2 separate regions of the Homo sapiens genome follow, and region 2 is linked to region 1. Evidence: read pairs that join two places in POLR2A ChIA-PET (ENCODE). Cell type or tissue: MCF 10A. All regions are shown on one strand. Each heading gives the region's core, and the rest is flanking DNA. Links, peaks and the distances in the headings are about the cores only. Region 1 overlaps MAP3K20 (mitogen-activated protein kinase kinase kinase 20). Region 2 overlaps MAP3K20 (mitogen-activated protein kinase kinase kinase 20).

Region 1 (5,387 bases), core at 181-5,180:
TGCAGCAGGCAATCTCGGCTCACTGTAAGCTCTGCCTCCCGGGTTCACGCCATTCTCCTGCCTCAGCCTCCCAAGTAGCTGGGACTACAGGCGCCCGCCACCACGCCCGGCTAATTTTTTTGTATTTTTAGTAGAGACGGGGTTTCACCGTGTTAGCCAGGATGGTCTCAATCTCCTGACCTCGTGATCCGCCCGCCTTGGCCTCCCAAAGTGCTGGGATTACAGTCGTGAGCCACCGCGCCCGGCTGGAGAACAAATTCTTATCTAGGATACGTGTCTATTCCATTCAGCATGGATGCCCCCCCGCCGCCCACCCGCCACCATCACCTCCTGGGAATGGGGGACTGTCAGGGGCTCAGTGTCTATCTCCATGTTGGTAGATTAGATACTCAGCAGTAGCAACAGACAGTTCAGCCTTGATAAGGGGAAGTCCATGTTACTAAGCCCACATTTAGTCTCCATCCTTGCCATCATGGCCACTTTGTTCATGGCCCCATTGAGTAAGCCTTGGGGTGGCTGGGAAGGAGGCTGAATGACATCCGCAGAGCATATAATTGTATTCATTTGATTATTGAGGTCTGTGCCCAATGTGAGAGGTCTGTCACATCCTCTTCCTTCAAATTCTTTGTCACCAATCTTACAATCTTCTTCTATTCAAGTCCCTGATCATTCAAATAAACTATAAGCAATCACCCGTGAATTAATGTAAACTCTTATTTCTGGCCATTTCTGATTACAGACAAAGCGAATCACCAAATATATTGTCAAAGTTTTTCCCTCTGGGAGGATTTTCCTTAAAAGCTGTTCTTTGGGGGTCACCCCTAACTGGGGATGTAAGCTGTGGACGTAGACTTTCATTCAGCTGGTACCAATGTATCATGCAGAACCCTTTATAAATTGAGCTCGTGTTTTTTCTTTCTTAGTCAACTTGTGGGGAAACTTGGTGTTGATTCAGAGCTAGTGTTTAGTATTCCCTGAAATATCTGAGTATGTTCTTTCCCCCTGTGCACTGTCCATCTAGTAATGGCAGCAGGCCTCTTTGGTGAAGGCTTGGAGGAGGATTTATGGTATATGCCTGTGGCAGCACTGCAGGGTTATTTTTGAAGGAAACCTGGCCTTCCCTTCAAAGGGTTATGGGACAATACACTGTTCTAGGCCTAGAACTGGGTGTGATTCTGTGACTCTCCATTGTGGTGACGTAATGGCCACTGGACCTACGTTTTGTTGTTGTTGTTGTTATATAGATTATACAGTATTGTAGTAAACTGCATACTGATTTCATTCCTAGGGACTGCAGGATAAATTAGCTACCACCAGAGATTCCTGTGGGCCAAAGCATTTTGATTAATATGTCCCTGATCCCTTTGATAGTAAATGCACCGATCTTGTCTTTGGCACTCAGTGCTGCTACTTTTTCTGCTCTTCCTGTATCCCACCATCTCCAAAGAAACCAGGAAGCTCATCTCAGTCGTGACATCTCCTGCGGTCTTACTGGTCTACAAAGGAAAATAACTACAGAGTTTTTCAGAGATGCAGCGCTCCCCTCACTTAGGTATTTTTCAATGTCTTAGTGCAAGGAGTGTCTCTGGTCCTTTTCAGGAGATGTAGTTGAGGTGGTTGGGTATGTAGTTCACACATGATAAATCCACTACATTCCTATCTCCTTAAACCTTTGGATTCCATCCTCCATATCATGCCAGGGAAGTTCTGGCATTTCAACCTCATTACAAGTTTCAGTCAACCAACCAAGTAAGCTCTCAGAGACTTCTGGCTTCATGAGCTAACACATTCACATTCAGTCCAAAAACTCTAGTTAGGTGCATCTATATCCATGAAAGCAGCCTGATGTGCTGTATATTTCCCAGCATTCTTTATCTAACACCATGGGTACCTACCCCCACACATATTCCCAGGGTTCTGCCACTATATATTAACAAGGGTCTTGCAGGTTTTTGAGTCTGTAAGCCATTTCCTTCTGGGTGATGCTGTGTACTGTGAAGCATGTTGAGATTTAGGAACTGAGTGGTTATGAGAGATCTTGAGGAGAATGAGCATCCCCTTATAAAGACATCTACTCCAGGTGAGGCTACTCAGCAAAAGTTTTCCAGAAAAAGAAAGCTAGTCTCTTGAGACATAAGAGGGCAAGCAACTTCCATGGTCAAGGGAACCTCAGAGTTTCTTTGGGGCTTGAAATTGTTTGTTTCATCTTGAATTCAACCAGATGTTCCCCTTTCCAGGTTTCAGGTCCCATTCTTTTTTAATCAGTACCCTAACTTTCACATGAGAGACTGTGGTTGTAAATTCAACTGATGTTGTAATTCAGCAACACACCCAGTACATTTTTTTTTTTATTTCTGGAAATAGTAGCTCTATGACTACAGGAAATAAAATATTTTTTTAGAGCTAGTGTGGAAGCTCTCTGGTTCTTAGACTTGGGCTGGGGGTTAAAAACACCTCAACTTATTTTCTTTTGGTAGATGCTTCATTGCACTCAAAAGAATTCATTGTACCCTACAATCTTTATATTCATCATTACTGCCATAGCAGTCAAGGACAGCAGCCTCTTTGACTCCCAGACCTTGTTTCTGTTGGCACTTCATTGCAGTTAATCACAGGTGATAGCTTAGTTAATTTTGATGGGACTTTATGCCATGGATTACCAGCATCCCATATCCCATTGACAAGGATTGGTGCTGTCCTCCAGTCAAAGCTCATGACCATACTAATCCCAAAGTTCTATTAATATTTTTGAGGGTCTGTAACCAGGAACCACACTTGGTACCAACTCTGTATTAGAGTTCATTTAGGAAAATTAGTATAGAGAACTGTTGCCTAGTAAAAGGTGGTTGACTACTGAATGGGGTAAAAGAGACTCTAAAGTATATGGGGATAGCAAAGGCAGAGAACAGCTACTAGCTCCAGGCCTGATGAAGTGCATCCAAGGAAGGAGCAGATTGGAAGAGGGCCTGCTCCCCGGGCTGTGACTGAGACCTCATTGGAAAGGCTGCAGCTGCAAATGGATGATGGGGCGGTGGGGGTTGGTTGGGGTTCCATGGGTGGGAGCTGGTTCACAAGAAGCCACCTACTAGGGTGCTGGTGAGGCTTGATGTAGTGCCGCAGGTTGGAATTGTTCCATGAAAAGTTCTGGGTTGCCTGTGGCCAGAGCTGGTGAGCAGGAAACTGCCCATTAGGGTGTGACATGCCAGAACTTGTTCACAGGAATCCAGCTGCTGGGGTGTCCAGGAAACTTGCTGAAGGGTGAGCTCAACTGGATCTCCTGCACTCTGCTGGCAGCCAGACTGTCAAGAGGAAGAAAAAGCAGCAACAAACAAGAAAGATGCTCCTTCCTCTGCTACGACCCTTCCATGCCTCTATTAAGAAAGCTTAAAGTTGCAACAACTGGTTGGGCATGGTGGCTCACACTTGTAATTCCAGCACTTTGGGAGTCTGAGGCAGGAGGATCACTTGATCCCAGGAGTTCCAGGCTATAGTGAGCTATGATTGCACCATTGCACTCCAGCCTGGGGGACAGTGAGACCCTGTCTCTAAAGAAAATAAAGAAAAGGAAAATAAAAATTTTACCAACTGACAAAAGAGAGATGTTTTTACAGGGTCCAGCTCAAGTACCACATAGGAGGGTAAGGTGTGGATGTGGAACTGAGAGGCAGTTAATCCACAACTTGCACATTTTATAGAGTACTAGTCATTCTGAGAAGGAATGGGTATACCATTTTGTCTTCCCTATTTTAAGGAAGATAGGTATGTTGAATCCACCATTAAATATATCCCTTATAGAATCTCTTATCTTCTAAAAGAAAGCACTTTAACTATGTAATATGTTCTTGTGTACGTATTTCAGTCTTCAGAGCATTACTGTATATCAGTGAATCCTGGACTACACCTAAAGAATGTATATTGTTTTACAGCTTTTTAGCTTGGTGAGCAGGCTCATCACAGCAAAATAAGGATCTCAGATTATCCTTAGAGCAACCTTACTTACTTGTGTTTTTCTGCTTAGCAGTCTCCACCTCACAGTTTGAAAATAGGAAGTGAAGTTAAATGTTAGATGTGTTTTTTTTTTAAATAAAACTTTACTTTATTGAATGTACTAGCATTTCTTGTCAAACACTAAAAATGTCAGTACCCTGGGGATTGGAAGGGAAGATAAATTTTATTCCTGAGAAGAGTTTTCTCAGTAGGCTTTCTTTTCTTTATTTCCTTTTATTTATTTATTTATTTCTGAGATGGAGTCTTGCTCTGTCGCCCAGGCTGGAGTGCAGTGGCGCGATCTCAGCTCACTGCAAGCTCCGCCTCCTGGGTTCATGCCATTCTCCTGCCTCAGTCTCCTGAGTAGCTGGGACTAAAGATGCCTGCCACCACGCCCGGCTAATTTTTTGTATTTTTAGTAGAGATGGGGTTTCACTGTGTTAGCCAGGATGGTCTCGATCTCCTGACCTCATGATCCACCTGCCTCGGCCTCCCAAAGTGCTGGGATTACAGGTGTGAACCACTGCGCCTGGCCCCTTTTAATTTTTTAATTGTATGATATATACTCTTCCATTCTGTTTTGCAGTAATCTGTACATTATAAGTGAGCAGAAAAATTATACCACTAGAATGATTAAAAACAAATGCTTTCAAGCAATATAATTAAATTTCTTTATGGGACTATAACATGTTTAATCCAAAGGATGAGGCATTGTCTCTAAATATATATATTTTTAAAATACTTTGTGTAATGTTTTTGCCTGTGGCACTTATATAGGATTTATATAAATTAGAGTATTTTAGAGTTTCATATTATATAGTTGCGGCAGAGAAAAGAATGTCTGACGTTGGGCAAGAAAGAGATGATTCTATGGTATTCTAGTGGTGATATTGGGGTAAGGGTGGTTTCAAGGTAACAAAGTAACGATGAATTTTTCTTTTTTCTTTTTCTTTCTTTTTGTTTTTGTTTTTGAGACAGAGTCTCACTCTGTCACCCAGGCTGGAATGCAGTGGTGTAATCTCTGCTAACTGCAACCTCCACCTCCCAGGTTCAAGCGATTCTCATGCCTCAGCCTCCCAAGTAGCTGGGACTACAGGCATGCACCATCACACCTAGCTAATTTTCATATTTTTAGTAGAGATGGGGTTTCACCATGTTGGCCAGGCTGGTCTCAAACTCCTGACCTCAGGTGATCCACCCACCTCGGCCTCCCAAAGTGCTGGGATTACAGGCGTGAGCCACCGTGCCCAGCTGATGAATGTTTCTTTACAAAGAGAATATGCATTTCTTATTTTTATTAGCAGTCTAGAGGGAAGGGGAGTGAGAACTGCTTGGACTGCAGAATGCTCTTACAGACTATTCTAGGCAATAAAGCTTGCTTCGAAAAGCAAGCCAGACAT
Region 2 (5,387 bases), core at 194-5,193, 60 kb after region 1:
ACCCTCATACGTTGCTGGCAGGAATATAAAATGGTAGAGCCTCTTTGGAAAACAGATTGATAGTTTCTTTAAAAGTTAGACATAAACTTACCATATGGACCTGCAATATCAGTCCCTGAAATCTACCCAAGAAAAATTAACATATTTACACACATAGACATGTACACAAATGTTCATAGGAGCATTATTCGTAATAGCCAAAAACTGGGAACAATCCAAATATCTATCAACTGGGGACTGAATAAACCAAATGTAGTATATCCATACAACAGAATAGTATTCGGCAATAAAACAGAATTGAAGTCTTCTTATATGCTTACCACTTGAGTGAACTTTGAAAACATTATGCGGCCAGGCGCAGTGGCTCAAGCCTGTAATCCCAGCACTTTGGGAGGCTGAGACAGGTGGGATTGCTTGAGCTCAGGAGTTTGAGATTACCCTAAGCAACACAGCAAGACCTCATCTCTACCAAAAAAAAAAAAAAAAAAATCAGCCTCAGCATGGTGGTATGTGCCTGTAGTCCCAGCTACTTGGGAGGCTGAGGTGGGAGGATTGCTTGAGCCTGGGAGGTGGAGGCCACAGTGAGCCGAGATCAAGGCTGCAGTAAGCTGTGATCACACCACTGCACTCCAACCTGGGCAAAAGAACGAGACCCTGACTCCAGAAAGAAACAAAGAAATAAAGACATTATGCTAAGGGAATGATGTCAGACACAAGGAACAATTTGTATGATTCTGTTTATATGAACTATCCAGAAAAGGCACACTGGTAGAGAGAAAAAGCAGATTGTAGGGCTGGTGTGAGAGTGATGATTAACTGCAAACTGGCACAAGAGAACTATTTGTAGTGATGGAAAGGTTCTAAGACTGGATTGTGGTGGTGGTTGCCCAACTTTATGAACTTACTAAAAATCATCCAATAATATACTTATTGCAGGTGAGTTTGTGGTATGTAATTTATACTTCATTTTTAAAGGATTTTTCTCACTTTTTTGACCTTCTGTGCTTAAATTTTGAGAGCTCTTCTAAGTCCTTATGTGACAACAATTGATTTGTTTACACTGTCATTAAGCTGTCTGATTTATGCATTTAATATCTATCTCATAAGAATAACAACTTTTAAAGAAATACCTATTTATATACATACCTTTGTTTCAAATTTATTCTTCCAACACCTCTTTGGGTTTCTCAGTTCCAGCTAAATGGCTTTTGATTCTCAACTGAAGTTTACTATTCATTGTAAGTTACTGTCTTTTGTTTGACAGATATTTTTCTGGATGACATTAACTTTTAGAAACCACACCATGGAACAATTTTTTATATATTTTTGATGTCTTTTGTTAAATTCTTTAATGTATTTTCTCAATGAAAATATAAAGTCTTATTTCTGAAATGTATCTTGATTTTAATTATATGCTTATCTTTCCTTTTAAAATAGAATATGCTTCTCTGGGATCACTCTATGATTACATTAACAGTAACAGAAGTGAGGAGATGGATATGGATCACATTATGACCTGGGCCACTGATGTAGCCAAAGGTAATAATATTTGGTATATTCTTATAGAATTAGTGGGGTGCATTTTCCCCTCCTGAAATGGGGACTTAACATCAGAAAATGTTTTATTCTGTCTTTAGATGTTCTTTTTCCAGACCAAAAGTAGTAAGAATTCCACAGCTGATGGTACAGATAATATTTTAGGTCATTGCCTTTCCACTCCTGAATTCCTTTTATCTTCCTCTTAAGACTCTACTTTATTTCTATCCACGAAATCTAGTTGTAGCTTCAGGGCAGACATGTTTGTCATGTTTTGTGATATTATAATTGACTAGCTTGCTTGACACATTAAATGGAAAAATCATAGTTCTGTTGTTCTGAAAGTCTCTACTTAGACTCAGTATCCAGAAAACATGATTTATTGTAGGATTAGTTCTACTCATTTTGTATACATAATATGCTAAAAATAGAAACCACTTGCAAAAAAAATTTTTATTTGTCCTGCCATGTAAAAGCAATTCAGATTTTATTTTACATTTAATGTAAACTTACTTAGGCATCGCTGTTGGAATTAAATATTTTTAATACACCAAACCCCTAAACAAAGTGCCCAGTCTTTTTTCTCATACATTCTTGCATAGATGAATGCTTTCTAAAGCAATTCAAACTTCATTTATTTTTATCTTTTTTTTTTCCATTTTCCTAACTGAACATTTCTGGGCTTTATTTATAACTGTCAGAGTTGCTTTGGAAACAACTTCATCTAAATAATGAACACCGATAGTTATATTTGTATTCTAGCAACCCCTACAAAGTGTGTCTGAATTTTCCTGGGGCAATTAACTCCTCTACATTTTACTACTCCATTCTCTACAAGCATCTCTTTACAAAGCAAATATAATGTGATTTAGCACTCAGTAAGGGGAGCAACTCATACGTTGATTTCACTGTGTGACTTCCAAAAGTAGCAGTCTTTCCTTTGGGGAATTGTCTATTTTAAGTTTCATCAACACCTACCAAATTCTTCAAATAGGGAAAGTGAAAAAAAATTTTTTTTGAGTTTCATGCTAGATGCTGCTGCTGAATGATGCCTCATTACATTATAAAAATAATAAGCTCTGTGTTTAGGGTGGTGTACCTGAGACTTTATGTTAATTTGCTTAATTGTGTATTGATGCATCGGGCATCTCAAATCATGCTTAAACTTTCATATTCTTAAAGATATTTTCATGTAATATCATAGTGACTTCTCTGTATGTCAGTAGAACACAAGGACCAGCTCTCTGTAAGCAAGGTGATGTGCCTTTATTGGAGGCTGCCTGAGCATTGTGGAAATACCCTTAAATAATGTAAATGCATATATAGGTAGTACTTAACTTACAGCACATCACCTTACACACGTTTGCATTTAGGGTGCTCAGCCAGTTACACCCATGTTATTACTTTATTGGCACTTAGAATAGATAGACAGCAAACAAAACAGCTAACATCAGTCACTCTGCTTCCTGCTGTGCTCTACTTAAGCATCCCTGATTCCCAGCCTGGGAAACTCTTCTCCCTGCACCCCCTTAACCACATGCCACATCATCCCGACTGAGGGATAAGTCTCTTGGCTCCACATCAGCTGAGTCATTCTTGGTGTTTTCTCAAGAGTGCTAGTGCTCTGCATCAGAAGGGCAAGGAAGAGAAGGAATCGAATTAGGTAGCAAACTGGGCCTGGTGCAGTGGCTCATGCCTATAATCCCAGCACTTTGGGAGTCCCAGGCGGGTGGATCACTTGAGGCCAGGAATTTGAGATCAGCCTGGCCAACAAGGCGAAACCCTGTCTCTACTAAAAATACAAAAAATTAGCTGGGCGTGGTGGTGCACTACTCGCCTATAGTCCCAGCTCCTTGGGAGGCTGAGGCAAGAGAATCGCTCAAACCCCAGAGGTTTGCAGTGAGCCAACATCAAGCCACTGCACTCCAGCCAGAGTGAGACTCAGTCTAGAAAAAAAAAAAAAATTAGGTAGCAAACTGGTACCAGAGTTAAAAATAAGGAAGGAGAGGCCAGGCACGGTGGCTCACGCCTATAATCCTAGCACTTTGGGAAGCCGAGGAAGGTGGATCACCTGAGGCCAGGAGTTCAAAACCAGCCTGACCAACATGGAGAAACCCTGTTTCTACTAAAAATACAAATTTAGCCAGGCGTGGTGGCGCATGCCTGTAATCCCAGCTACTCAGGAGGCTAAGGCAGGAGAATCACTTGAACCTGGGAGGCGGAGGTTGCGGTGAGCCAAGATTGGGCCATTGCACTCCAGCCTGGGCGACCGAGTGAGACTCTGTCTCAAAAAAATAAAAAAAGGGAAGGAGAGAATGGGATTGGACCCACTGATGGTGTCCAAAACTGCAGATTAATAAAATCCCTTTTGCCTGTCTGGCTAATGTGTTTGACCTCAGGTGAGAAGAGTGAGGCAGAGAAGAGGCTTGTATGTTTATGGACGCAAGTAATACTTAACATTTAAAAATCCTTTAAGATGGCCCATTAAAAAAAAAAAATCAAGGCTTTAGGAATGACTTCAGCTTTCTCTGATAAGCTGGGTGTAGAACTTAAGAATTTAAGAGATTAAGTAGGAAGCCTTGATTTTTGTTGATTCTGTTTCAAATTCAGCTATGTACCTTTCAGTTTAACCTATGATTGAATCCACTGGAGCAATGATATGTTGAGAAATCAGAGAATGAATATTTTAAGCAAAGGTTGATTCATGCATTTTAAAATAGGCATTGCTCAGCATCATTGCTGTTGAGACAATATCTTCTCACAAAAAAGATTCTCTTCTTTCTAGATGTGAGGATAATGGAGGGTGGACCAGCAAGTATATCTGAAATTGCTGCAAGCTAATCAGCAATGCTTAAAAGGAACAATTAAAGCAGATAAACTCCAATCCAGTTTCAAAATGGTCACCACTCATTCCAGTTCTCCCCAAAAGTCTCCTCAGTTACACCTGCCAATTCTTTTTTTAAGGAAACCCTGAATGTACACCTGATGAAAGTATTTTTCAGCCTTCTTAATTGTTTGCAATAAATATAAGGCAGAATTATAGATGGATCTACAAAAACATTAAATAGAATTTTATGTGTGTGTGATGACTATTGTTTATATGAAATATTATTTAAATGTATACTATGCATCGTACACTAATACTTTATGGTACTTTTTTCTTATAATCTTCCATGAGGAAGGAAAGTGCCTATATTTAAAGCTTTTGTATTTGAGTCTTGTTTTTTGAAATCCTTACTTGTCAGCAAGTGTAGAAACTATCTCTACCAGTAATAGTAATTATACAGATTCTACCTGAAAAATTATTCAGGAATTTGATTCTAAAGCAAGAGAGAGGTAACTATGAAATCCAGTCATATAGATTATTAAATGCTACCCAAGTTGTAACTATTGAATTTTTGCAGTTTGAGGGATGTAGAACTTCTTATCAGAAGAGAAATTTCCTTTATCCCAGTTACATCTTATTTAAGATCACATAATTACTAATACTTGTGTTAACTTGACTCTTCAGTGATATCATTCAGTGATATCATTAAAAGGCAAGAGTTTAAATTTTCTTTGTCCTTTCATGATTCTTCAATATATCATAATTAAAATAGAAGAATAAAGATTTAAAAATTAACCTCTCTATATGCTTTAAAAAGCCTAAGCCTCTTATTAAATTATTTTCAATGCATTGTTCATTTTAAAAAGAAGCCTATTTGATTTGGAGGTGAGGGGGAGGCTATTTCTGCCATTAGTTAGAAAAAACAACTTGAGAAATAAAGAGGATATATTTTAGTAGAAAATCATCCTTTTTTTATTCTAAAGGGGTAGACAATACGTAAATACAGAAAGAGTCAAAAACTACT

The links. Peaks named below come from ENCODE experiments on the same cell type or tissue, not always from the same donor. Only the 100,000 strongest peaks of a DNase experiment are listed, where the experiment ranks them.
Region 2: POLR2A ChIA-PET joins it to region 1 with 5 read pairs; 1 of 35 experiments calls an interaction of 5 or more read pairs at or near these places.

What each region holds. Positions count from the first base shown.
Region 1 is chr2:173,121,440-173,126,826 of GRCh38, forward strand. All of the region lies in intron 2 of MAP3K20 (mitogen-activated protein kinase kinase kinase 20), which reads left to right. Among named protein-coding and RNA genes, the nearest start is that of MAP3K20, 48 kb to the left of the region's middle. In MCF 10A, for the core only: no CTCF peak of the experiment used is centred there; a DNase peak (open chromatin) is centred at 3,202.
Region 2 is chr2:173,181,417-173,186,803 of GRCh38, forward strand. MAP3K20 (mitogen-activated protein kinase kinase kinase 20) reads left to right here. Exons shown (of 20, transcript NM_016653.3): 4 at 1,438-1,539. Among named protein-coding and RNA genes, the nearest start is that of MAP3K20-AS1, 98 kb to the right of the region's middle. In MCF 10A, for the core only: no CTCF peak of the experiment used is centred there; a DNase peak (open chromatin) is centred at 3,105.